2 separate regions of the Homo sapiens genome follow, and region 1 is linked to region 2. The links are chromatin contacts, found by Hi-C or POLR2A ChIA-PET in ENCODE. All regions are on one chromosome and are shown on one strand. Each heading gives the region's core, a stretch centred on a gene start or an enhancer-like site at or near the end of the contact. The rest is flanking DNA. Distances are from core to core; before and after follow the strand shown. Region 1 holds the start of LIX1-AS1 (LIX1 and RIOK2 antisense RNA 1). Region 2 holds the start of LNPEP (leucyl and cystinyl aminopeptidase).

Region 1 (2,700 bases), core at 3-2,502, 140 kb before region 2:
GCTTCAGGAAATAACAAATATTTCAGGGGTGCTGGCTCATGCATCTCTGCTCTACAAAATGGGAGCCCATGAAAACAAAAATCTCCATCTCCTAGCTCAGTACCTAATCCATTATCAGTACTTCACAGCACAGGATAGGTGTTTCAGAAATACTGGTTGAATGAAATAAATGAATAGGTGAATGAAAATATTTAATATTTGCTGCTAAACTAGAGGAAGATCATTGGTCATGTACTGGTTAGGCTGAGTGGCTTAAACAACAGAAATTTATTTTCTCAAAGTTCTGGAGGTGGGGAAGTCTAAGATGAAGGTGCCAGTAGATTTGGGTTTTAGTGAGGGCTCTCTTCCTGGCTTGCAAATGGTCACCTTCTAGGTGGAGAGAGGAAGCTCCGGCGTCTCTTGCTCTTCTTATAAGGGCAAGTAATCCCACCATGGAAGCTCCATGCTCATGCCCTCAGCTCAATCTAATTTACCCCTCAAAAGGCCTACCTCCTCATAGCATAACATTGAGTGTAGGGCTTCAACATATGGATTTTGAGGGGACACAAACATTCAGTCCATGATAGAGACTTAATCGCCTTGTCTAAATTCAAGATACTCTATCTCCTTAGTCGTATATGTAGGATTAGGCTTTTTTCTTTTTTTTTTTTTGAGACAGAGTCTTGCTCTGTCACCCAGGCTGGAGTGCAGTGGCTCGGTCTCGGCTCACTGCAAGCTCCGCCTCCGGGGTTCACGCCATTCTCCTGCCTCAGCCTCCGGAGTAGCTGGGACTACAGGCGCCCGCCACCACGCCCGGGGCATTTTTTGTATTTTCAGTAGAGACGGGGTTTCACCGTGTTAGCCAGGATGGTCTCCATCTCCTGACCTCGTGATCCGCCCACCTCAGCCTCCCAAAGTGCTGGGATTACAGGCGTGAGCCACGCGCGCCCGCCTAGGGTTAGGCTTTATATTCTGTACCTCACTCCAGATACCACATCTTGGGGATAAAAATAATATCACAATGACCACAACAGTATCATTCTCTGGCTCTGTCCTTCACTTCCCACTTCTAGAAGTTCCAACTCTCTCGAATTTCTCCCGCACTTAAGATACCCCCAGGGCACAGCTCACACTTGCTCACAGGCGAATTCCTTCTTACCTTCTGGCATCTGCCATTATCTCTTCTCCTGCTCTTTTGTGCTGTGTCTGATGAATTCTGTGGCTGCTGATACCAAAAGCATCAATAGTCCCTCAAAGATGGTCAAGATGAAATGGGAGAGTTTCCTAACCCCCTTCACAGGATGTGTGACAGGGGTGTGGCTCATCTGTTCAGCCTCTGTGCACTCAAACCCCTTACTGGAGGGGGAGCATGCAGACGGGCAGGTGCAGGAGGCGGGGCAAACACTTTTGGGCTCCAGCCCCATGGTAGTAGCATCCAGGGTGGGTGCCTGCAACTCCCAAAGCCCCAGTGGGCATGTTACAGTGCTCTTTTAGCTCTGCCGTCCACAGACAGCTCAAGTGTTATCCAGCCCAGTGCCCTCTTGGTACCTGGATGCTGGGTTCTTGTCCAGCATCCAGGAAGAATCAGGTCACACAGGCAAATTGAAGGATAGTGAATGCAAGAGATTTTATTGCCAGATGGAGGTGGCTCTCAGTGGAATGGCTGGGGAGTGGGGAAGCGAATGGAGTAGGAAGATGTTCCTCCCCTGGAGTTGGGTCGTCCTGCGGCCAATCTCCTCTCCGACTGTCCCCAGCCAAACTCCTCTCAACATTCAGATGCTGCTTCTCTTCCCTCTTTCTCTACCACGCTGCTCGGCCACACTGCTATTCTTCTGTTCCTCTGCTCTTCTATTCGTCTGCTTTTCTGCTCATGGAGCCTGCAATTTGGGGTTTATATTGGTACAAGATGGGGGGTGGACATGGTGGGCCAAAAGGCAACATTTGGGTGCAAAAACAAGAATGCCTATTCCCATTTAAAGTCATGGGTTTCCAGGCTTGAGGGTGGGGCCTTTGGGAGGGAACCTCCCTCTTCTACCCGGTATTTCCCTGCCTCCTGTCTGTATAAATGCCACCACTGGTGGCCAAGCCTGCCAAAATCGCAGCTGCTCCTGCCATTGCCAGGAAACTAAGACCATCAAGGGATGAGGTCTACTCCCACATCTTCTCAATTCAGGATGAGGTTTGCCCACTTTCCTGTTCAGGCAGTAGCCCCAGAGCTGCTGTCTGACACTCAGGCTGCAAAGCTGTGCTGACCTAAGCTCTAGCTGCCTTAGCAGATATCCAGGAAACAGCTTCTCTGGTTTTTACGGAATGTTTTTTGAAGTCTTTCTCCCAAGGACATGAGTCCACAAGGGCTGAGTATTAAACTTCTCCCTCTTTAACACTGATCTGTTGACTTTGGACCAAAGCTCCATACTAACATGCCTTTTCCACTACAGAAGACACTCGTTTTCCCTCCCAAATCCCCCAGATGGTGACTGAATGTCGGTGCAAACTTAACTTTGGCTCAAGTTGGGATTCCCGCTTTGAGGTGAAACTCCCACAGGCACAATACAAACTTCTTTTGTGCCTCTTTTCTACTCCATGATACTAGACAAATGGTTAATACTTAATAACAATAATAATACTTTTTAAATGGGAAACTGGTAGTATAAAGATATACCGTATTTATGCACTACAGGGGGAAAAAAGTGACTCCTGAAAATGCTAAGCATTTCAATT
Region 2 (2,700 bases), core at 84-2,583:
AGAATTAAAGTTGTTATCAGTAAGCCTAATTAAACAGTGCAGACAGAAAGATGGCAGTAGAATAAAGCATTCTACATTAGGAATAGGGAGAATATAATCAGTAGTTCACAGCCCCATGAATGAAGCACAGCATACAACAAAGTCTGGCTGGGATTTGGGATAAAGTGGACAATATCTGTCTGCTCTTGAGTGGTAACTAACAAACTAAACAGGGATATAGACTGTGGCCCCTATTAATGTGATACTGTACCTGAAGTAACCAACCACACTCAGCAAAACATGTCAACCAGAGACTGAATCCTCTTTTAGTGAGTCGTCTCCCTTACTGGCAGTTTTCCTACTTTCTATCTTAAAAGGGAATCCACACACTCAACACCGCAAAACGGTAAGACATCTCACCCCTATATTGTGGCTCTGGCACTTCTGGTCCGCACAAAAGCCATGGTTCTAACTAGGGTGGGATTTATGCTCCCCGTTCAGTGAAGGGCTGTGGCTGTTTGCAGGGTGCAGGCTCCCTGCGTTGACTCTCGCTTCCTGTCACACAGTGGTATCACCACCGTGACGGACCCTTGACATTAACAAGTCTTTGACTGAAAAACTGATGTGATCTGCAGCCAGTGAGGGGATGCGTGGTGGCCCTGCCGAGTACCTCGGCAGGGTCAGGAGGGTGGCACTGTGGCCAGGCACCTCCGCGGCACCGAGCGAGGTGAGCAAGCCTTTCCTGAAGTTTCCCTTCCTTCCACAACATTAACCTGCCAAGCCTCCCACCCCCACCCCGCCCTATTAGGAAAAGTCACGCCGGCAGCTCACTGAAGGGCAGGGGGACAGCTCCTGGCGCCCCACAAAAGTTGGGCTCGGCAGCTGCCACAACTTAACGCTCCTACAGGAGAGTCGGGCCGACACCGCCTCCTCCGGGGGCAAACCTGAGCTGCCAACTTTCCCACTGCCCACTCCTCTGCGCACAGCAGCCCAAACTTTGCTGTTTGCCCACCGGCCGCACCCCGGGCGAGCGGCGGCGGCGCTGACCTTCAAGCCAGCCCCGGGTCCCGCACTGGCCGCCGCCCGCCCCCCGAACCTCCCTGCCTCCCCCAGATCCCCTCTCCCTGCCTCCCTCAGCCCTCGTGGGAAGCCCGCGGTGTTGGGGGAGACGGCTGCAGCCCGACCCCGCGTGTCACGACTGCCCACGACCCTCAGGGCTCCGGAGAGCCCGGGTCCCGGCGCCTCGGCAGCCCACTCACCATTGGTGAAGGGCTCCATTTTCCCCCCGCCGCGGCTCCTTACAGCCGGAGCGCCCGAGCTTCCTACTCCGAGAGCTGAGGCGGCCCAGCTGACTGAGCATGCCCAGCGCGGCCTCCAAGGGCTGCCAGGGAGGTGCCGCGAGGGGCGGCGCCGCTCCGCCGTTCCGGGTTTTCGTGGCAGCTGCAGAAAGAGCGAGGGAAGCAAGAGGGAAAAGCACAGTCAAACCCCCTGCTGCTCCGTGGACAGGCGAGGTGGGAGCGGGTTCGCGCTGGGGGCGGGGCCTAGGCGGGGCCGGGAAAGCCCAGCCCCTACCTGAAGTGGACCCGGCTGCGGCGCTCTCCCCGGCCGGGAACGGTGTTCAGTCACTCAACAAATGTGGAGCCCTACTGCGACCCGCCCGATCCCGGACGCCGAGACACCCGCACTGCGCCAGAAAATCATGGTCCCAGTCCCAGGAGCGGACATTCCAGAAACAGACCATAAATAAACACAGAAGACACACGAGTGTAAAGTCAGTGCCCCGCTGCGAATTAAATCGGGGTGATGTGATGGCGAGTGAGTGGGTAGTTAATTCGGATGGCTTGGTTAGACGAGGCCTCGCTGAGCAGGTGCCACTGAAGCCGAAGTCTGAAGGCAGAGCAGGAACCTGCGGGCGAAGGTCGCTATCTGAACCGCGAATCGCTGGTTTCCCTGGGGAGGTTGGCCGCGGAGGGATCACTGCTCGAAGGACCGAGGGAGCGGGCGCTGTAGGTGTTTTCGGCAGAGATGCCCGCCCGCATCAGAGTGCCTCAGGAGGGCGGTGAGGAGGAGACGGAAGAGAGGGCGGGGACCTCGCAGGGCCGAGGGCGCCCTGGGGTCCAGTCCCGGGGCTGGCGGCTGCCTTGCGGCCTCTAGGTGCGGGCGGATAACAAAACCCGGCGCCGGATCGCCCGGCCCGGGTCGCGGGCGCCGCAGGATGTGGGCAGAAGGCCCGCCTGTTCCGAGCCTTAAATCAACACCTGCGGTTCCCGGGGGTGCTACCACTGGGGCCCGCAGCAAGGCTCCGCGGCGCTAGGCCCGAGAAACCGAAACTCCCCTAGTCGCCCCTGCCCCCCAGCACTCGCGCCATTGCCTCCAGCCCCGAGCCACCATTGTTTCCAGTGCCAAATCGGGCAGCCCCGCTAGCCTCCGAGGCCGAACCGCCAGGGGCCCCATAAGCCCCGAGGAGGCTCGTCGGGAACCGCTTCCTTATCCTCTCGGTATGCGCATCGCCACCACCCTCGCTGCAGAGGCCGCCGCCCTCCCAGCGCGCCATCACCGCCTCCTCTGCCTCTTCCCCTCCCTCAGCCCCGGCCCCTGCATTGACTTGGCTCGGGCTGCGCCTCACTGCGCCTGCCAACTGTCACACGCTCTGAGGCTTTCAACAGCGGGGCGCCAGGGACAAACAAGCCGCGGCAAGCGCAAACAGCCTGCTCAAACAGG

The links. Hi-C counts contacts between places; a loop is a spot of excess contacts on that map. ChIA-PET counts read pairs that join two places held with the same protein, here RNA polymerase II (POLR2A). Pooled maps may share reads with other maps.
Region 1: a pooled map shows a loop between it and region 2 (5-fold over the local background). The contact joins the promoter of LIX1-AS1 here to the promoter of LNPEP in region 2. A Hi-C loop is called at or near these places in 1 of 50 pooled maps. POLR2A ChIA-PET finds 5 or more read pairs at or near these places in 2 of 52 experiments (HEK293 and activated B cell).

The regions. Positions count from the first base shown.
Region 1 is chr5:97,072,277-97,074,976 of GRCh38, reverse strand. LIX1-AS1 (LIX1 and RIOK2 antisense RNA 1) reads right to left here and starts at 1,252. Exons shown (of 8, transcript NR_187470.1): 1 at 1,139-1,252.
Region 2 is chr5:96,934,713-96,937,412 of GRCh38, reverse strand. It overlaps LNPEP (leucyl and cystinyl aminopeptidase), which reads right to left and starts at 1,333. Exons shown (of 18, transcript NM_005575.3): 1 at 1,239-1,333. The coding sequence starts at 1,257. LOC124901030 reads left to right here and starts at 1,338. Exons shown (of 1, transcript XM_047417984.1): 1 at 1,338-2,700. The coding sequence starts at 1,338. The coding sequence ends at 2,042. It also overlaps a transcript of ERAP1 not described here. RefSeq lists silencers at 800-879, 1,010-1,079, 2,020-2,089, 2,530-2,649 and enhancers at 1,670-1,979, 2,280-2,419.